Regions from separate parts of the Mus musculus genome. Here region 1 is linked to region 2. Evidence: chromatin loops called from intact Hi-C (ENCODE). Cell type or tissue: left cerebral cortex. All regions are shown on one strand. Each heading gives the region's core, and the rest is flanking DNA. Links, peaks and the distances in the headings are about the cores only. Region 1 overlaps Epyc (epiphycan). Region 2 has its middle 77 kb from the start of Mir3966.

Region 1 (11,510 bases), core at 1,347-9,346, 320 kb before region 2:
TGCTAATATAATACCATGGCAATGCACTGAAAATTATAATGTAAAAATTAGTTTTAGCTTATAAAATAATCAATTTATAATTAAACTTAGTAAAATTAGTTTGAAAGTAACAACAGTTATAGAATTTCCTATTGGCTACTATGTGTTCTTCCATCTTACCATGATTAAAACATAATTTCAACTATTTATGTAAAAGAAAGTAACTAATTTTTTTAGCTTTTTTTGAATAAAAATTTCATTCTAAGTATCAACATTTCACATGATTAAAAATTCAGGGAGATCTACAAGGAAAGACAAATATTTATGTCCATACTTAAGCTTGCAAAGTCATTTTTGTTGATCTTTTTAATTCTGTTAAAACGTGAATAGAAATATGTAGTCTTCTTGGGCAGTGGAGGAATAGCGTCCAGTTCATGGTCATCACAGTATACAGTGGTACTTATACAAGTACACAGGAGACAAGTTGGAAAGTCTGAAACAGAAAAATGGTTATGTGTCATTGAAAGAATTCTAAGGAAAACGTGGTTCTGATTGTTTAATATACAAGACTAAAATATCTTTAAGACCTTTCTGATGTATTTCACATATTTTCAAAGCAGTCTTAGGTAGTAGTTCATTAAAGTCAATAATTTAGAGCCTCTACCAAATTGCTCATAAAGTTATTTTCATGGATATATTATGACTGTCACTTTTACAGCTAATGTAAAGGTAACATAAATTCAAAACATAAATATTGAGATTACATCTTTTATAAAGTTAGATTACTGCATATTCATTACACATGTGCCTCAATATTTAAACACTACATTGAAAAATGTGTCTTAAGAGATCATACAAATTAGTATTTATTCCTTCGATACATATATATCATATAAATGACATAATGGTCTGAATAACAGAGTGGCCACTGAAATATTGGCAAAATATGCAGAGCTTTGCTTAGTGATCTACTATGTAAGATGAGTGGCAATCACACAGATACATATCTTGATATATAATATTAATGTAAGCCTAACAGGATTTGGCTTCAATGGAGAATCATGAAAGGGAATCTCTGAGGTCGCTAATGCCAACTTACATATGGAGAATAAGAAAAATAACAAAAGTGAAATTTTCAAGAAAAATACAGGAACGTTCACCAAAGATCTCTCACTAAAATTGAAAGATGGGAGTAGGGAGGCTTGGCAGTGGGGAATCTGCAAGGTATTTAATCTTTGATATGTTCTCTAGTATTTATAATTTCACTATTTCCAATGATAAATTTAAAATGAGGATGTTTGATTTTGTACAGTGTTAACCTTATATTTTAGCATTAATTGCCCAGAATAATTTATACACATTTACTTGGACTGTGATTTATTTTTGTTTTAATATTCATGGATTGTGACTATTTGAATTTGATTAATTTGGTAAAAGAAAGTTTTGAATTTTAATGCTCTAACATTTTCCAAGCTGTTAAACATTTGTGAATGTATGCTTCTTTTCTGGAAATTAAAATGTAATCTATGTTTTCACTTCATTATACCCTCAGTTTTCTCTTAGTAATAAAAGTAAGAAAATATCAATTTGTTGTTATTCTCTCAAAAATTTTCGAACCCAAACTTGATAACAAATATTACAGGGACTGTGCCCAAGTTAGGCAAACAGGGCTAGGCTTGGGAGAATGGAGAAGGCATGGGGAGGGAAGATCGTGGTTCTGTGCACAGACAGGACAGATGGCTAGAGATCCTAGCCAACTATCCATGACTCTGGAACTGATAAGACACCAGAGGAGAGCCCACTAAAGCTAATGCCTTAAAGCAATACATTTCTATCTATATTTCTAAGTACCTATTTTTGTATCTACAGATAAGAGTAAGTCTTACCATCAAAGAAGTTTCTCTTTATAATAGAGCAAAAATATTATGGAGATCCACAACTGGTCAAAATGCATAGACTGTGAAATACCCAGCTACAATGGATACATCTACAATGTAGCTCCTACATTTAATTCTCAAGCAGTAACATTGAAGAGAGTATGGAAAGATTTATAAGACCTAAAGGACTGAGAAACCTGCTGCTATAGAAGCTCTTTTAGAGAAGACAGGGAAGCTATAGCTATGAAATCTCGACAACAGGGTTATCCAATCAAGACCTGCATCATGATAACACTCGCTGACATATCAATGTGGATGTGGGAATTGTTGTAACATCTTACTCCTAGAACAAGAACTATAGTAGTCAATGGCTGCCAAGAAAGGGGAAAACAATTTCCTTCAGGGACAAGCTCCCAGGCAGGTTCACCATCCCTAAGTGGTCAGTTCCAAACATTAGTGAACAACATTAGATGGACTTAGGGAGATATACACATACAGCAGTTATACATACTTGTGTTTATGTTAGTCAATAATTTTTAAAGGAAAATATATGGGAGGAGACATAGGAGGAGTTGCAGAGACGAGAGTGAATCATGAACATTATATAACTAGAGTAATCATGAATAGAATTCTTTAAAATGCAAATAAATACAAGATGGAGTATTATGTTTTTTGTTTCCTCTGACCCATCTGAAAGTCACAGATTTGAGAGAAGGCAAGGGGGCACGGGTAGATTTGAACGGATGAAACAGAGAGAAAAATGACTGAAATTCCTCAATCACTCTTACTGCTTTAGGTACGTTTCGTTTTCCTATGTGGCTGCCTTCTCTATCTGGGAAACTTACACTTCATAAACTTGTCCATGTGTCTTCTTGGTTCTGTTTGTGGCTTTCTATGACATAGAAATTTAACCACATGGGGAAAAAAACATGATGTATTCCTTAAAGAAACTAACTTAATAGTTTGTATGTGCGTCTGCACTCTATACTCATTCTTTTCAATGATTTTGCACACATTTAGAGTATACTGGCATTTCTTTTTCTTGTTTATCAAAGAGGTTTCTACTCCAAAGCTTGTAGTTTTGCCAAGAGTTGACATAAATCACAGTCAGTGACTGGATAGCAAGGATGAGACTTTACAATTCAATTGTAATACTTGAAAATTTAGACAGGGAGTTGGATAATGTTTGCCAGGGCACAGGGAAATATAGAAGGGGAACTGAAGTATAAATAAGAATATATAGGATAAGTTTATATAGGATAAGTAAGTTCTAGAGACTTATCTTCTGGGATGGAGAGATGTAGGGAAGGGGAGCAACATTTTCCTACAAATAGAGTCTAGAATCTTAATAAATTGGTTTTCAACCACAAATCACTACCCTTGGCAAATTAAAACTTCCTTATCGAAGGGCAAAATTAAGTATTATTAACACCCTAGAAAGACTATAAGGGGTGAAAGAAGGCTGCAGTGTGCTGTTCTGGTGGCCCACAGACAGCCAATACCCAATCAGCACAACATGTTGCCCTTATTCTAATCAGCATCCCCTATGTCTTACACGTCTGCACTGGACTGCACTGATCTCAGGGGATGACTTTCCATCAGTTCATCCAGTGCTGGGCCCTGAAAATACATGGCCCAGAATGATTTCAAGTAATGATGCCAGGCAAGTAATTCCATCCTGAGTCCTTGGTTATTTGATTCTTTCCAGCAGGACAAAGATGCATTATAATAAAAATCTTATCTTATGTCTGAGGACAAAATGCAGGAGTAACTCCATGACTCAAAGTGTATTCCAACATTCTTGACTTTTTTGTCTTTGGCTTATTTACTTCCCTTTTGGAGTGGAGTTGAAAATTGGCAAGATTGTTTAAGTTTGTTTCTTCTTTGAAGGTTTCATAGACTTATACATCTATCCTCATCATGCACACCCCTTACTCTCTATAACTCCCTCAGTATCTTCCATCTCATCTGCCCCCTAGCTTCATATGCCCTCATTTATTGTTATTTATTTTGACCCACTGAGTTGAGTTAGTACAACCCACGTATACACAGTTGCAAATTTATCCCTTGAGGGACTGAGAAGCTAATTGCTCCCTCCCTAGTAGATGTGGGGTTTTGGGAGATCGTTCTGTCACCCATGCTGGAATTTTAACTGTCTTGATCTAGTGTTAGTAACTAGAATGGTTGTGAGTTTACGGGTGCAACATCCTTCCCATCCTTCTAGACCTATGGTTTTGAGTTCCCTATTTCAAGATCTTTTCTGAGCCCTTTGGTGTGGTGGGTAAGCATTAGTGTAGATGTCCCATCTGTGGCTGAGCACTCGCCCGTGTTTATGATTAGCATTCTGTACAAAATGAGTCTACTCTCAGAAGTAGACTCTAATAAGACACTTCTCAGACCAGGGTTGGAAACAGCAACAACCTATGGATAAAAGCATAAATATTTACAAGACTGATGGCCAACATGACTACTTAGCAATACAACACCCTTAATTTCTCCCTTAGAGTTCATGACTTCTTTTGCAATGCAAGGCAGATTCCTTGAGGAATGACTTAAAACTAGATAGTTTTGAGAGGCGACAATGTGTATTTGGTTCTAATTGAGTAATAACTTATTTGACCTTCGTTGGTGTGTGGACCCAGAAGCCCCGGGAATTCTGGCTCCTGTGGGGAAGAGCCATCGATCAGCCTGGGAGTAGATTCTTCATCCTTGTCTTCATCCTGGTTGTCCCCTAGCTGTGGGCCTGGGGTCAGGAGCTCTCTGTTCCCAGAAAGCCTCTCAGACACTTTCTCGTTCTGGAAACAAACAGAATTTCAAGGTAACCTCAATCACCCTCCATGCCCATAGTACAAATGTAAAATGTGTCCATCTGTGCCACAAGATGTCACTACTGTTCTTACAATCAACACAGTGGGCCTCGCCCCATCGATGTTTCTCAGAAATACAATTACTGTTTTCCAAAATTTGTTTCTCAAATCTTTGGAACTGGTTTCAATGCCCCCCGTTTGTTGCTATTTCTTTGAGCTTCATACATTTTTCTTTTCACATGGCAGGTCTAAAAAAAATCTCACTCTTATTTTTTTTAATGATACAGCTTTATAACAGCATAGTTGTTAGATTCACTTTAATCAAACTTATGCAAAACAAAATTCAAAAGATTCCCATTCACACGTGAGCCCAGTTCACTCTCATCATCCCTTGTTGATAACTATTGAGATACTAATATTTCCTTCCTTTAGGTTTTTACTTCTGAAAATCAAATCTTTACTTCCTGTTTTGTGGTACCCTCAATGGCCTTTTTTTGGAAATTAATCTTCCAACTTTGGCAAAATATATAATGGTGTGAAAACGATGTAATAGATTGTAGATGCCTTTTGTTATAGATATTTCCACATGGATACTAAATATTGCAACAACATCTGATTATATTAAAATTGTCATCTTTGAGAACACTGACAATAGGAGTCATTTAAAATGGAAACACACACACACACAAACCTGACATTTTTCAGAATACTTTCTCAAATTTCCCCCTTTTTGCCTTATATCTTTTCTGGTATGAGTTATTATTTATAAGAGCTTTAGAAACCACTTATTTTCAGTTCCCTTCCCTTATGCTATTTCTTGATAAGTGTGTTCTTCTCCATAACCTTGTAAGCCTCAGATGGAGATCTGATAAAAACATTTGGAGCAGAAACACCCTGACTCCACTCCTCTTGTCTGCTGTTCCCACGATATCACCAGAAATCTCACATTCTTGATTGATCACACCAATGTGCACCCATCTGCATTAATTTGCACTCATTACAAAAGCAAAACGACACAAATTATTTCTAAGTTACTTATTATCTGGATGGAAATTTCAAAAACAGAGATATAAATTAGATTAGTTATTTACTGCTTGTCTTATAATAACTATGTGATTTTTAAAGAGACATATTTTTACACTTTTGATAGACTTGAGTACATTTAATTACTAATAAAAATAATATAAATTTAAGGAATGTTTTCCTAGGTTCTCTATTTGGCCCCTTTGTACCCTACATGTTGATTTCATAACCAGGCCTATTAGATAGTAACTGAATTATGCCTCTATCTTTGTACTTTTAGGTTGAAGCCTAATAAGCAACTTATAATACTTATGGAATATATTCTTTAAACATCCTTGTCCAAGATGCATTTAATTCATGTGCATTTAATTCATATATGCACATAACCATCAGGATTTTGTGCAAAGACACTGTGAATGTGTGGATGCCTGCTTTCAAACATGAATCTAAGAGTAGATTGCTTGATATTGCAGGAGGCATCCAGGGATGCTCAAATCCTGGCCAGAAATCTCCAGCTGAGAATCTGGGGTGCATCTACAGAAAGACACACGGTTCCCATCAGTGTGATCATAGTGAGGCAGCTTCGGTGGAATGACTTTGCAGAGACGAAAAGTGGGCTCCAGGAAGAGCGGAAATTGAGACAGATGTTTCATGGAATGGAGGGGCCTCCTGAAGGGAGGAACACATTCCAGACACATTGCCTTGAATCTTTAACACTGTAGGAAAATGTTTGCACATCTTTTTTTTCCCCCAGATAATTGTTTTTCCACTGATCTGATGTAAAACTCTAAGGTCTCCTTTGTCATCCGATGTAATGAGGCCAAGCAGCTTTTGGTGCTTTGTTCATGCTTGCTTGCAAATCAAAAGAGCAACCTTTAAGGCAAGGAAAGGCAGTGAGTCCTCATTTCAGCAAAACTGCACAACTCTAACCCCATTATGCTGCGCCTGGAGAATCCTCTGCACAGTAGACACATTTATTCTGACGACTAAATAAAAGTTGTTTGGGCTCTCATCTTTTCCCTTCTTCTAACAATCTTCAAACTGCAATATGAAGTCAGAGCAATTCATTTTTAAAAAGCGAGGCCAGGGAATTGTGAACACCTGTCAGAATGATGGGCTTTGTCTCCTTATGCTACAGAAACTTAACTGTGGACCTAAGGGCAGAACCTCCCACATACTCTTCCGCTATAATTGGTATCACTCTCAGGAAAGTACTACTGAGTCTTTGATGTAAATATTTATTGATTATTTCACATTCGCTCTCTTTTCTTTTTCCTTTAACTCTTTATTAATTCAGATTTGCTTTCTGTGACTTTACTTTATAATTTGTGCATTCTGTCCCCTCAAGCTTTACAAAGATTCTAAAACATAATCACTGCATGTGAAGATAATAACCCAGTGCTGGACAGCAGCACAAGCTATATCAGTTTTTGTTAAATTGTTTAATTTTGCCTTTGCAGGAATTTGTATCTCCCTAACACCTTGTTTCCTAACCTTGAACTACAATATTTGCCATGGTAGACTGTGTTTAGGAGTATATTTTACTTCTACAAAAGAGGAGATTCCAGAAATGACATAGCTAAGACACAACATCAAGGGTTTGGGAAAACTCAGCAGCTATTGCCATGGGAGAGGGGAGAGGAAACTCCCAGGTAAATGAGGATATTGCAAGAGTTATTCACTGTCAGTACCCTGCACAACTGGGTTGGATGCTAGGTGTTCACCTTAGCAGACACTGCTGTCTCAGGGCAATCGACCGATGAGACACTAATGGGAGTTTCTAAGTGTCTGCTCCCTGAAGAAAACTTCTCAAAAAGCTAGATGCATTTCCATATTTTTTTATATCAAACAGTGTGGAGATTTATACAAATTGTTCATGTTGATATGAATAATCTTAGAAAATATTTAAGATTTGCAATTCTGGTCATTGGCAATACTGTTTCTATATAGAAGAACCTTGTTATAAAAGGAGGCTGTGCTTTGTAAATGATAATCTTTTGCTAAAATTATTTGGACCCAGTATAGGTTTATCTTGAGAAAACATATCTGACTGATTCATGCAATTACATTAATATTTGTAAAACTGTGTGATTTATTTGGTTTAATTATGGGGGGATAATATGAAAAATGAATGTTCTGTGAAATAGACACCACATTTCTCCTAGGTTGTTTTACTGGATAGAGTCCCTCCAATATCGACATCTTTCTTTTAAAGCATTACCAAAAAAGAAAGAAAGAAAGAAAAACTAAAGATACAACTTTCATATGAACAGAGGTACTGAAAGGAATGGAGGTGGGGGAAAACTGGGGTAGAGATGTAATGCATGAGAGAATTAAAAAAGAAAATAGAATAAAAAGTGAAAGAATAAATCTGAAAAGATGTAATGAAAAACAGAAGAAAGTCTCCCTCTGCATTCTACAACATAATAATACTAGGAGAACTGAAGAGGCAAGGAGGACACGAGAGTGTCAAAGGGACAGATTAAGAAGAAGCCATAATGACGTGTCCTACCAAAGGAACCAATATAAATATATTTGTAGGGACACTATATTACCTGTGATATAAAACTGAGGCTTAAAGAATTCACTAGGGGTGAGGTAGAGAGATAAGAAGGCAAAGACTTAGTAGGTGGGCCAATGCACACCAGGGATGTAAGATGAGCCTTATGAAAGCCCACTAATTAGTAAATTCATTTCAGAATACCAGATTTTAAAAAGAAGTGTTTGAATGGAGGTGTCTTATGTTCATGGATGCTGCACTTCCAGAAGACATGGGTCACTAATTTAAAACCACAGTGCAAAGCATAGCCTACCTGCACAAGTAAGACCCCAGAGGTCTGCAAAACAACAGAGGCCATTCCTATGGCCCTTAGTTTCCCACCAAAGCTACACAGGAAGGTCTGCTTTCTGAGAACAAAACATATCCTCCCCTGCCCCACTATCTGCCAAGACAGTTTGGAAAATGTTCTCCCTCCTGGCTACTTTTCATTGCACAGAAAGTTGCTACATAGGCTGCTGAGGGGAAAAGACCGCTGTGATTTCACCTTGTCCTGGACCCAGTAAGCCACAACATCAAACCTGCCAGGAAAATATGTGCTCTTTGGTGCAGTAGTGGCAGACCTACTATGAGGTAACCAACAGTACTCTTGTGGAAGAATGCTCCACAACAAGTCTCATGATTTGGTATGTCAATTCTTTTGAAAGACTGTGCCAAGCAGGTCATAGAGCTTAGAGTAAAAGCTGGTTTATTTTTTTAAGTTACCTAAGTGTTCATGCCATCAATTTACCTTCTAAATATTTATATTTATAACTTAGTCCTGTTGAAGTTCATCAGAAAAGCTTCCTTTATGATGAGAGGTAGGTAATAGAAAGATGCATATATGGTCAAAGTACTTAGAACAGGAGACTGTGTGCTCAGTTATAAATGAGTGTTGTTTATCACTGCCCCTCAGTTAAGGCTCAAGAAATGTTGTGGCAGGACTCAAGTCCCTTCTGGCCGGCCCACTGCAGCACCGTGGTCCCTGGCCCGGAGGAGTCTCCAGACACCCGCAAGGACCCACACAGGATCCGCACGGGATCGATCCTAAGACCTCTGGTGAGTGGAACATGGTGCCTGCTCCAATCCAATCGTGCAGGACTGAATTATGGAAGCAGGTAACCTGGCCTGATACAGGGCTCAAGTCCCTTCCGGCCGGCCCACTGCAGCACCGGGGTCCCTGGCCCAGGGGACTCTCCGGACACCCGCAAGGACCCACACAGAATCCGCCACGGGATCCTAAGTCCTCTGGTGAGTGGAACACAACTTCTGCCAGGAGGCAGGTTCAAACACCAGATATCTGGCCCCTTCCCTGCAAGAGGAGAGCTTGCATGCAGAGAGTACTCTGACCACTGAAACTAAGGACAGAGCTAGTCTCACAGGTCTGCTGATAGAGACTAACATAATCACCTGAGGAACAAGCTCTAACCAGAGACAACTATAACAACTAGCTCCAGAGAATACAAAATTCTAAAAGGCAAACTTAAGAATCCTACTAACAGAAATCAAGTCCGTTCACCATCATCAGAACGCAGCACTCCCACGCCACCTAGTCCTGGGCACCCCAACACAACCTAAAAGCTAGACACTGATTTAAAATCTTATCTCATGATGATGGTAGAGGACATCAAGAAGGTCTTTAATAACTCACTTAAAGAAATACAGGAGAACACTGCTAAAGAGTTACAAGTCCTTAAAGAAAAACATGAAAACACAACCAAACAGGTAGAAGTCCTTATAGAAAAACAGGAAAACACATCCAAACAGGTGATGGAAATGAACAAAACCATACTAGACCTAAAAAGGGAAGTAGACACAATAAAGAAAACCCAAAGTGAGGCAACACTAGAGATAGAAATCCTAGGAAAGAAATCTGGAACCATAGATGCGAGTATCAGCAACAGAATACAAGAGATGGAAGAGAGAATCTCAGGTGCATAAGATTCCATAGAGAACATCGGCACAACAGTCAAAGATAATACAAAACACAAAAAGATCCTAACTCAAAACATCCAGGAAATCCAGGACACAATGAGAAGACCAAACCTACGGATAATAGGAGTTGATGAGAATGAAGATTTTCAACTTAAAGGGCCAGCAAATATCTTCAACAAAATTATAGAAGAAAACTTCCCAAACCTAAAGAATGACATGCCCATGAACATACAAGAAGCCTACAAAACTCCAAATAGACAGGACCAGAAAAGAAATTCCTCCCGACATATGATGATCAGAACAACAAATGCACTAAATAGAGAATATTAAAAGCAGTAAGGGAGAAAGGTCAAGTAAGATATAAAGGCAGACCTATCAGAATTACACCAGACTTTTCACCAGAGACTATGAAAGCCAGAAGAGCCTGGACAGATGTTATACAGACACTAAGAGAACACAAATGCCAGCCCAGGCTACTACTATACCTGGCCAAACTCTCAATTACCATACATGGAAAAACCAAAGTATTCCACGACAAAACCAAATTCACACATAATCTTTCCACAAATCCAGCCCTTCAAAGGATAATAACAGAAAAGTAGCAATAGAAGGACAGAAATCACGCCCCAGAACAAGCAAGAAAGTAATCCCTCAACAAACCAAAAAGAAGACAGCCACAAGAACAGAATGCCAACTCTAACAACAAAAATAAAAGGAAGCAACAATTACTTTTCCTTAATACCTCTTAATATCAATGGACTCAATTCCCCAACAAAAAGACATAGACTAACAGACTGGCTACACAAACAGGACCCAACATTCTGCTGCTTACAGGAAACCCATCTCAGGGAAAAAGACAGACACTACCTCAGAGTGAAAGGCTGGAAAACAATTTTCCAAGCAAATGGTATGAAGAAACAAGCTGGAGTAGCCATTCTAATATCGGATAAAATCGACTTCCAACCCAAAGTTATCAAAAAAGACAAGGAGGGAATACTTCATACTCAGAAAAGGTAAAATCCTCCAAGAGGAACTTTCAATTCTGAATATCTACGCTCCAAATGCAGGGGCAGCCACATTCATTAAAGACACTTTAGTAAAGCTCAAAGCACACATTGCACCTCACACAATAATAGTGGAAGACTTCAACACACCACTTTCATCAATGGACAGATCGTGGAAACAGAAACTAAACAGGGACACAGTGAAACTAACAGAAGTTATGAAACAAAGAGATCTGACAGATATCTACAGAACATTTTATCCTAAAACAAAAGGATATATCTTCTTCTCAGCACCTCATGGGACCTTCTCCAAAATTGACCATATAATTGGTCACAAAACAGGCCTCAA
Region 2 (11,510 bases), core at 2,355-10,354:
TGGCAGACTTTATGGAGACAACTGAAGGTTGTTTTCATGTCGCTGCCATAGAGAATTTCTCTGTTAGAACCACTGATTTATTGAAAATAGCCCCAACCCATTATGAACCTAATAAGTTGTATCCCTCGTATCCTATATTGATCTTCTTGACAAACAGTGCTAAGAGGATTGAAAAAAGATTGTGAGAATAAGTTGAAGCTCATTTGAAAGAGCCTTTTGGATGGAACAGTCAGGTCTGGTAGCCAATAGCAAGGGCAAAGAAAAGAAACCTTAATGGCATTCATTTCTCAGCTGAGCTCTGGTTTCACACGTTTAAGTCATATGTTATGGGAATGAAGAGTAAGACAAGTCTAACATTACTCGTTAAAATTATCTGTGAAAATATCCCGAATAATATTCATAATATTCAGAATAATAATATCTGTATTCATCTCATCATGTTGTTGTGGGTTTTGCAATGAGGAAGAGTTTGGGCTCAACTTGAAAGTGAATATGGTGATCCGCCCCCAGTGGGCAGGGGTGGGAGGAAGACAACAGAGGATTGGAAAGTATTCGGGGAAATCTGAATAACAAGAAAAACAAGTGCAGTGCTTTCTAGGTCAGTACAACCTAGGATTCTTGCTGATGGCAATCCAAAATCACCCAATGTGGAATCCCATCTGATATGGGGTTATCAGATACTAATCACCTATCAAGGATGAAAAACTCAGGCTACACTTCAAATTCTTGGTAAAATTGGTCATATATGGATGAAGGCTCAGAAGTCATGATTTTGTTGATAAGGACATATAGATTAGAGGCTGATCAAAGAGACAACCTGTCAACATCCCCCAAAGATGTATATGTACATATTTACAGTATTCATGAAGCAGAAATCATTCCTGTTATAGACAATGTATAATATTTTTATATCATATTTATATATCATAAAATAATATATTTCAGTGCCCCAAATTAGGGCACACCTTCTAGATTTTTCTTGGGGTAGAGGGTAGGACATGTCTTTGCCACCTAAAAGAGCAATGGACAAGACTATTTCAGTCCTAGATCAAGCAGAAACATCTAGGCAAGTCATTTTTTATCTACAACTACCTTTCCCAGAGATTGTTATGTTCTTTAAGGAACAAAGTCTGCCACAAACCATCCTTGAGACCACCTTTCCCCTGTGTTTTGCTGGAGTACATTAAAGGCTGCTATGTCTTCAAGCCATCATCTACCTGCTGGCTACATAATCCTCATTATATGATGACTAACATCCAGGCTCCAACTTATGCATTAGTGAGTTATAAAAAAAAGTCATTAAAAATAGGGTTGGTGTTTTAAGACATAATATGTTAGTCCAACTCATAAGCCAGGGTGAATTCTCAGGCTCTGGCAGCAGCTTATCTGCATTTGTCTTGAGCCCTTTCAATCCAAGGAAAGAAAGTGACATAAAAGTTTGGCACATACTTGCACATACTTTCCAGGGCAGGGGAGGAATCTCATACAAGGCTGCACTTAAAATTAGACACTTTTATTACTAAGAGGAATAACAGAAAAAGAAATTGTCTACATTAAGTTCAAATCCAGAAAACAAAAGTTAGAATGGAATGTTACAATCATTGCAAGTTTTTATTCCCTGAATGCTGGCTTTAGATTCTCTCCAAATCCTTATCCCTCAGTTCAGTGACCTATATACTTTAATGTAACTTGAAAACTACATACTCTTAACAATCTTCGATATAGAAGTATCAATAACAAATGACACCTTTGTTGTGGGTAGGTAATTGGGTTCTTTCTTATTATATTTTAAATTGATAATAAAATATAATTTTGATTTGCAGTTAGCACTCAGAGGTTTCTGTTTTGTATGCTTCAGTGATTTCTACACTGTAAGCCACAGGCATAAATACCTTTTTGGTTTCTTCTCTCCGGTCCCTCAGAAGTGCTTATTTTAGCTTAGGTCCAATATATTCTCCGTAATGGTGTGTGTGTGTGTGGGGGGGGGTGGTATTAGAAAACAAAACAAATATAAGACACACACACACACACACACACACACACACACACACATGTCAGAATGACTATTTCAATTTGAAATTTAGAAAACAAAGTATGTCCCAAATACAGCATGATATTTTCCTTCACTAAACACAGTACTTGTTACATATCTGAAATTTAAAGTTAATTGCAAATTGCATGCTTTAATGTGCTTCAGCTAGTAAGCTATCTTCTAGAATACATTAGGCAGCTGTTGATAGATAGATAGATAGATAGATAGATAGATAGATAGATAGATAGATGCATACATACATACATACATACATTTCTCCTTAACATGCTTTTATGTAATAACTATTCCAGCTGGAAACCCATGCCAGGAGAAAGACTTCACCTCTGACACTGCCTGGAGAACCAGAAATCAAAGGATTGGTGGCCTAGGACAGAACCCATCACCCAGAACAAAAATGAAAGAAAGGAAGAAAGAAAGAGAGACGGAAAGGGAGAAAGAAAGGAGGAAAGAAAGAATTCCTAATTCTTTTTTGTTTGTTTTGTTTGTTTGTTTTGGTTTTGGGTTTTTTTTGTTATTGTTGGTTTTGGTTTTGGTTTTGTTTTGTTTTTTGTTTTTTTGTTGGTTTTTTTTTTTTTTTTTTTTTTTTTTTTTTTTTTTTTGAGACAGGGTTTTTCTGTGTAGCCCTTGCTGTCCTGGAACTCACTCTGTAGACCAGACTGGCCTTGAACTCAGAAATCTGTCTACCTCTGCCTCCCAAGTGCTGGGATTAAAGGCGTGCACCACCACTGCCTGGCTGAATTCTTAATTCTTAATGATATTGTCCTATACTTGTAGACAGTACCATCAGGGAGGCTCCAGTTAGCAAGGGATGGAAATAGATTCAGAATGTTGTAACCCAAACATTACACAGAGCTTGAGACTCCTGTGATGGGGTGGGGGTAGGATTGTAGGCACCAGCAGGGTCAAGGACATCACAAGAAAACCCACAGACTACGCCGGGGCCTAGCAAACACATAAGTGGATGCTTAGAGTCAGCTATTGGACAGATCACAGGGCCCCCAATGGAGGAGCTAGAGAAAATACCCAAGGAGCTAAAGGGATCTGCAACCCTATAGGTGGAACAACATTATGAACTAACCAGTACCCCAGAGCTCTTGACTCTAGCTGCATATGTATCAAAAGATGGCCTAGTCGGCCATCACTGGAAAGAGAGGCCCATTGGTCAGGCAAACTTTATATGCCCCAGTACAGGGGAACACTAGGGCCAAAAAGTGGGAGTGGGTGGGTAGGGGAATGGGGGGAGGGTATGGGGGACTTTTGGGATTGAAAGATCCTGACAGAATGTAAAAGGTCACAGAAGCCCTGAAATTAGCAAGATAGATGTCAGTGTTAGCAGAACTAGCTTCACTGATTTAGAAAAATAGAGGTGCACAATGCTCTGGCCACTCCTTGAACCTGTGTGTCTGCCAATGTTCTGACCAGGTGTGTGCCCATTGCTGCACCTTCATTAGACTCTTTCCTTGTACCCCTCCCATACCCATTTCTTGAGAATAGACATTGTTTAGATCTGGAAATCCCCTACTCTACCCCCCTTCTCCTTTCCCCCATGAGGGCCTATAAAAACCGGGACCTCTTTCTCCTCGAGGTCAACTCCTCTACCCCTGTGTGGGATATGAGTCGTCCCCAGAGCTCTGGCTTTCCCCGAATAAAGCCTCATGTGGTTTGCAACAACTCGGTCTATCGTGAGTTCTTGGGTGTCCACTAGTGTCCTGAGGCCTGAGCAAGGGGCTCCTCTCAGAGTCTTTCAGGATAGCATTGGAAATGTAAATGAGGAAAATACCTAATTTAAAAAAAATAAAGATTTTGTGTTTTATCAAGAAAAAAAAAACCCCGCAGAATCAACTAACCTGGCCTCACAGGGCCTGACTGAGACTGAACCGGACAGTCAGTTAGCCTGCACATTAGCCTAACCTAGGCTCTCTGTATACGTTACAGTTGTGTAGCTTGGTGTTTTTGTAGGACTCCTAACAGAAGGAACAGGGGCTTTGCTGTCTCTGATTGTTTTGTCAGCTTTCACTTTTCTGTTCCAGCATCTCTCATACAAGAATCTATTTTACACACTCACAGATGAGAAGCACAAACACCAAGGCAGCCACAGACTCTTGAATCTATGATGGTATATGGCCTATATGGCATGTTAAGGCAATGATGGCACAAAGCTAGTGAAACTGATTAGACCTAACACCCACTCCATGAGATGGAACCCATTTGCAACACTACCTTCCTGACCAAGAGCCTGAAACTAGATAGCCCAGAGACCTAGGGAAAAAAAAAAAAACCACAATAACACTCATCTAAGAAGGAGGTGATAACTCCTAATGACATTCTGCTATGCTCATAGATAAGGACTTTGTTCAGCTATCCTTAAAGAAGTTCCCTCCTGTAGTAGTGCGAATACAGACACTCCCAGTTGGGCATTAAGCAGAGAGTGGAGCATTCAGCCCTTCATGGGATGTCCCCATCAGTCCCTTCCCTCAGAACTCAAGGAACCCCATGGGAGATAAGGGAGAAAGAGTGTGGGAGCTATAGAGGATGGAGGAGACCAAGGAAACAAGGCCCTCCAAGAAAACGTGAGCAAAGCTTACATAAACTCACAGAGTCTGAAGCAGCACACACAGCGCCTCTGAGTGTGCATACTGATTTCCTCTTTACTGCTTTTATGGGACTCCAGAGTATGCAAATGAGTGGCTCTCTCATTTCTGTGCCTTCTCTTGAGCTCTTTTCTTTATGTAATTTTTTCTTATATTTTTGTCTAATCTTTTTATAATTTTTTAAAAAAGAATGGATGGATGGATGGATGGATGGATGGATGAAACAATGGAAGAAATCTAGCCACTAGGGTAAATGTAATAACTGAACTGTTATGTATGCGTCCTAGGAAAGAGAAACTCAGTTTTCTATAATATAGTGACATTGGTATATCAACAACTCCAGCAATGACACACTGGAGAAGCTAAACCACGAAGATAGTGAAAAAAACTCCGTGGTAACCAAGGCATGGGCATAAGTATGAATGATTGGGCATGGCTGAGAGGACTTTCAGAGAAAGAGAAATGTTCTCTGGTACTTGAGTGCAGGATGGTTGTCATAGGTCATAGGTATACACTGCCTAAGCCCACATTGCAGATTACTCAGTTGCAACAAGCATGTCACTGTCTTGGAGATTGTTGATAATGGATAGAAAGAAAATGTTCATAACATGTAGAGAAATTTTAATACAGCGACAAGGCTTCTCTGACAAGGGATCATATCCAAAGATATGATTCAGCTGGAATGCAGACATCACACACACACACACACACACACACACACACACACACACATACACACACACACACACACACACACACCTTTAATCCCTCTGGCTTGAATACAGACATGCTTTTAGTGCACGCCTTTAATCCCTGTCCCTGTACTGACCTTTAATAAAGCATTTGCCACATGAAGTGATGTAATGAGCACATGACCTGATGGAATAATCAATACATTAAACTAAAAACAAATGCACTCGGTGCAAACATTGACTCTGTATGGGCTGGGAAAGAGAGGTGAACCATACAGAGATCTGCCTTTCAAGGCCTGATATCTGGCTTGTGCCTCTTAGATGAAACTAACCACTTAGAGGGTTAGCACTCAGATTTGATCCCTTTGTAGGCCTTCATCACCAAGCAGAGTGTCGCTATAAAGTGTTTCTGACAAGATAGTCATGAAGTAAGGGCATAGCAAGCTTGAAGACTTGAGTTCAAAGATTCCTGGTGGAAAGAGGAGAAAACCACCAATTTCCATGAGGTTGTCCTCTACTGACTAAGCTCTGCATTCTCTCTCTCTCTCTCTCTCTCTCTCTCTCTCTCTCTCTCTCTCTCTCTCTCTCTCTCTCTCATAGATCTTTCATACTCACATATACCACACACATGCACACACACACATACATTCACACAGGACACATGTAAAAAAATTTAAAGGTAAAATCAAAGGGTTACTGTGTAAAACAGAAAAACCAGTCCTGCCTGGATAAGGGCTCAGTGTAGTACTTACAGTGAGTACTTACATCGGACTCCATCTAGCCCATTGGATGGAGAAGCCTTGCCTAAGTAATGCTCCTTACAGTCTAGCTAAAGTAGCAGTGGGTGAAGTTTTCTAGATTGACAGTCATCAACTGGGACCTTCTGGAAAACCACGCACAGCCACTGAGGCATTGGCAGTCTACAGCTACTTTGAAACAGAGCAAAAACATATTCTCTCCCTAATCTTAATTTTGTGCAAGAGAATTTCAGAAGCCAGGGCCTGAGTAAGTACTGTGCTCTGAAAGTAGCCTTGATGCTTCCCATGGCTGCCAGCTGCAGTATCTGTTGGCACCTGACTCTTCTCTCCTGTAGGTGTCATTGTCTTTCCATCATTGTAAAATCAGGAGTCATTGACCTTGTCAGTGATCTTAACCAATGGCCTTAACCTCCCTGAGATTCCCTTCCATTATCCATGCCAGGAGGCTACTTGTATTATCGTGGGGCCCGGCAGTACCGTAGGGTCCTGAACAATGTCCCTCGTTGTCAGGACTCAGTAATAACAACCAGTAACTGATATTGTTGCTGTTACTTTGGGACTTAACCCAAGAGTCCACACATAATTCATGTTCATTATACATGGATTAAATTCAAGACCTGATATGGAGCTCTTATAAAAGCATGGCGACTTTTCTCTAGCTTCCAGAACCCTCTCTGACTCCCAGTGGTTGTTTACCAGTGTTTCAACAGTAAACAAACTTAGGCTTTGTTGAGAATCCAATGGAGGTCCACTGTTACTAACTTTGTATTTTCATGATTAGTTAAAATGTCCTGGCACAAATACATCATAATTTATATGAGTTTTTGTGTGATCTGCATTTCTGGTACTGGGTTCAAGGTGACCCTTTTCCCCACCCACCTAGGGAGATGGATAACCCAAAGCATTTTCTCCTTTAAGAAATCTAGAAAGTGACAGCTAGAAAGAAAGGTGGTAAGACGGTGTCACAAAAACATCGGACAGAGATCCTGGCCAAGGCAAGAGTTGCTGCAGAGGCTTGGTACTGAGTTGAGCTGCACTGCCATCTGGTGGACATGTGCCGTGCTGGCCAGGTGCAGCATTTCAATGAGGGTTTCTTAAGATGAAGACATGTCAAGGTTACCTTTCTCCAACTCTTGGATACGCAAGATAGGAATCTAATAAAATAGATGACAGATTTTATATTACAGAGGAGTAATGTATAGCCACCAGATTTGAGACCATACGCAAACGTCTGCGTTTTCATGTTGCTACTTAAGTTTTCATGAACCTCAGTGATCTAATGTTTAAAATGAAACTCCCTTTTTCATTAATTGTTGTTACATACATGTATGTGTGTGTATACATATGTGTGTGTCCTGCATTTAACACATGTATAATTAACATGTGTTATATGTAGACGTATGTGTTAAGTCACAAAGGAACAATAGCAATATTGGTAATATACACCAATACATATCCCTAAATGTACCCTTCTCAGTCTGTCTAATGTCACAAGTATGCGTGTTTTCAGGGCTGACCATTTGATTTTGGACCAATTGACCAACTGATCTGCTCTTCCCCAGGGAAGACGACTCTTTTCCCAGAATTCTTCACACATTTGAATGAGAGCAAGGAGGGACACGAGAGAGTGTGTTTGGATGAAGGAGATGGAAGAAAGGCACAAGTTGTGGACTTTTATATCTCAAAAAATAAAAGTAATATAGCATTGAACCCTGCCATTGTTGTAAGTATAAACTGAATGATTTGTGAAAGGACATAAAACAATATATTATTAAAGAAAAAACAAATATTTTAAGTGTAGATATGGAAGGCTACATGTGAGATACAGTCATAGCCTCATCTAGGAGTCTGTACCAGGCCTATGCCTATACTATATAGCACACAAAAGGTAAGATACCAAAGGTTTATCTTTAGAGAAATATCAGCCCTGTAGTGAAGAAATATGTTAATTCTTGAAACAAACACTATATGAGAAGATTTAGTAGAGGTCAAGCATGCCACATACTTAGTTCTGTCACACAAGGAGATATCCATACGATCTTGGCAGAGAAACATAAAATATAACTTTATTTGAATTGGGTCTTACACAAATATTAATCCCAGGCCAGGGTAAGTGAGGATAGCCAGAGGAAATTTTGAAAGTAGAATATTAATACTGAGAAAGAAATTATTATAAAGGATAATATTATCCTACAGTTAAGAAAATATCACTCTCCTCAAAATCCCATGGTTTGTGCCATGCACAATAAAATTTATGCTCTCCCAGAAGACATATTCTTCTGCTAATCAATAAAAACAGGAAAATTTGCCTGGTAAGCAATCAACAGGTGACCATATACTTTTTATAAAGCAGCACCTTCCCATGTTTAGAGGAATGGGGGATTTCCAAAATTTACTGAGGAGCTGGCTACATTTTTTATTTTTTATTATTATTATAGCCTACCCTCTGACTGTTCCTCATCCCATACCTCCTTTCACATCTCCAAGGTGATGCCCCCAATCCCCACCCCCCACCCCACTCCCCTAGACCTCCCCATTTCCTAGGGCCTCAAGTCTCTCCAGAGTTAGGTGTATATTCTCTGACTGAGTCTAGACCTGCAGTCCTCTGTTGTATATGTGTTGGGGGCCTCATATCAGCTGGTGTATGCTGTCTGATTGGTGGCTCAGTGTCTGAGAGATCTCAGGGGTCCAGGTCAATTAAGATTGGTGATCTTCCTATGCACACACACACACACACACACACACACACACACACACACACAGCTTCTTCCAGCTTTTCCCCAGTTCAACCCCAGGGGTCCCCGATTTCTGTCCATTGCTTGGGTGTAAGTATCTGCATCTGACTATTTCAGCTGCTTGTTGGGCCACTCAGAGGGCAGCCATGCTAGGCTCCTGTCTGTAAGCACACCAGAGTATCAGTAATAGTGTCAGACCTTGGAGCCTCCCTTTGAGCTGGATCCTAATTCGGGCCTGTCACTGGACCTTCTTTTCCTTGGGCTCCTCTCCATTTCTGTCCCTGCAGTTCTTTTAGACAGGAACAATTCTGGGTCAGAGTTTCTGACTGTGGGGTGGTAACCTCATCCTTCCACTTGATGCCATCTTTCTGCTGGAGATGGACTGTACAAGTTCCCACTCCCCACTGTTGGGCATTTCATCTAAGGTCTTTCCCTTTGAGTACTGAGCATCTCTCATCTCCCAGGTCTCTGACACATCCTGCCTCCTGAGGTTGCCCGTTTCTACTCTTTCTGCTAGCCCTCAGGTCCTGTTTGTGACCCCAATACCTGATCATGTTCCCCTTTCCCCTCCCTTTACCCTCTTCCGCCCTGGTCCCTCCCCCACCCCATGGCTGCTTTCTTCTCCCTCCCTACTGGGATTGAGGGGTCCTCACTTGGGCCCTTCTGCTTATTAACCTTCTTGATTTCTGTGGATTGTATCCTGGGTATTCTGTACTTTTTTTGGCTAATATTCAATTATTAGTGAGCACATGCCATTCATGTCCTTTTGGGTCTGAGTTACTTCACTCAGGATGATATTTTCTACTTCCATTCATTTGCCTGCAAAACTCAGGTGACAGCACATGTTGGTTAGGATGTGGAGAAAGAGGAACATTCCTCTGTTGCTGGTGGGATTGCAAACTGGTACAACCACTCTGGAAATGAACCTGGAGGTTCCTCAGAAAATTGGAAATAGATCTACCTGAAGACCCAGCTATAACACTCTTGTGCATATACCCAAAAGATGCCCCACCATACCACAGGCCTTATCTGTGATAGCCAGAAGCTGGAAACAACCCAGATATCCCACAATGGAACAATGTTTACAGAAAATGTGGTTCATTTATACAATGGAATACTACTCAGGTGTTAAGAATGAGGACATCATGAGTTTTCTAGGCAAATGGATAGAAAATATCATCCTGAGCTGGTTACATCTTGAAACTTGTTTTGAGCCTTCCCACCCACTTGCCCACTACTCAACAGCTTGGTAACCTCTAAAGTGTGTGTCCTGATTTAATATATGCTGAGGTTGCTGCTTCTGCCTCTGAGTATCTTCCTCTCTGCCTCATTTTTTTTGAGGTGATGATTATTCCAAGTGAATCCCAAAATCCCATCCTCTGTGCCTCCTGAATTCCCAGTCTGATACACAAACCTTCTCCATATACTCCCTTTCCACAGCCTGCTATGGTATTGGGGCAGAAAGACTGTTTCATTGTGGGCAAAGCCCACACCCCATGTTTTGCAGTGCAATGCAGACTTCTTCTCACCAAACACCTATTCCTTCATTATTTCACATCTGGACTGTCTTGTGACTTACCTGACAGCACCTGGATGCTGAAGAAGGCCAGTTTGCTTGTTTCAAGCTGGATCCTAGACGTTACTTCCTAAAATCAAAGATTTACCCAGTTCAAGTTAGAGGTGCTCAGTGATATCTCACTTTCTTTCCAGAAGCCTTGGTATCTGCAATAATATCTTTCAAGAAAATATATTAATATGTCTGTATATACATACATATATTGATATCTGGATATACATACAGATATAGGAGAGAGAAACAGAGAGTCAGAAAGACAAAGAGAATACAGACCTTTTAATGCTGAACAGCTCCAATATCATCAAATAATATACTCTATTCTGATATCAAATGGGAAAAAACTGGCTTTGGAAAAAGTCTTTAGACAATGGGTTACATTAATCTTCACAGAGAGGTTAAAAAGCACATCTTCTGATCAATCAGTTATTGATCACAATGTATGAATGGTCAACAGTAGATACTCAGTACACTTGAACTAACATATGAACCCTTACCAAGTAATACCAATGGCATATTATAGGGAATATATACATAATAAATGCATATGTAAGCAGGATAATAATGCGAAATAAGTCAGTGACAGCATGAATTGTTTAAGATGCCGTATTGAGCAGTGGAATTAGCATAAACTTCATATCCAAGAGGCAGGATCTAGCAGGATTTAGTTGCACGGGCTGTCTCACTTTGAGTCAGTCACCAACCTCAGCATTCTCATGTGAGGAAGATAAGAACAACTCTGGCATCAAAGTAAATACAGTGATTAAAAACAAAAACAAAAACAAAAACAAACAAACAACTTTGAAGTCCTGCCAAGGTCTAGCCTTAGCTTGAAGAGGGGTTCTGAGAGAAGGGGTGTCCGGGAGCAGTGAGAAGAAATCAAATCGTGGGTCCAAGCTGACTAGTGTTCTACTTGACACAGCTTTTCCAGTCTGCTTTTCTCTGTGTTCTGCTTTCTCTCTGGAGATGTCTGTGTCTATATTCTGTTTGCTTGTTATTCTAAGAAATCTCTCTGTCCACATTCTGCTTGCTAGTCTAAGAGATCTCTTTGTCCATGCCCTGCTTCGTGTGTGTGTGTGTGTGTGTGTGTGTGTGTGAGAGAGAGAGA

The links. Peaks named below come from ENCODE experiments on the same cell type or tissue, not always from the same donor. Only the 100,000 strongest peaks of a DNase experiment are listed, where the experiment ranks them.
Region 1: a loop joins it to region 2, with 4 times the contacts of the local background. A loop is called at or near these places in 12 of 42 quality-filtered maps.

What each region holds. Positions count from the first base shown.
Region 1 is chr10:97,663,639-97,675,148 of GRCm38, reverse strand. It overlaps Epyc (epiphycan), which reads right to left. Exons shown (of 7, transcript NM_001379456.1): 3 at 4,477-4,651; 4 at 314-472. Among named protein-coding and RNA genes, the nearest start is that of Epyc, 22 kb to the right of the region's middle. In left cerebral cortex, for the core only: a CTCF peak has its summit at 4,742 (motif pointing right); a DNase peak (open chromatin) is centred at 4,749.
Region 2 is chr10:97,341,162-97,352,671 of GRCm38, reverse strand. No RefSeq gene overlaps it. Among named protein-coding and RNA genes, the nearest start is that of Mir3966, 77 kb to the left of the region's middle. In left cerebral cortex, for the core only: a CTCF peak has its summit at 7,141 (motif pointing left); a DNase peak (open chromatin) is centred at 7,135.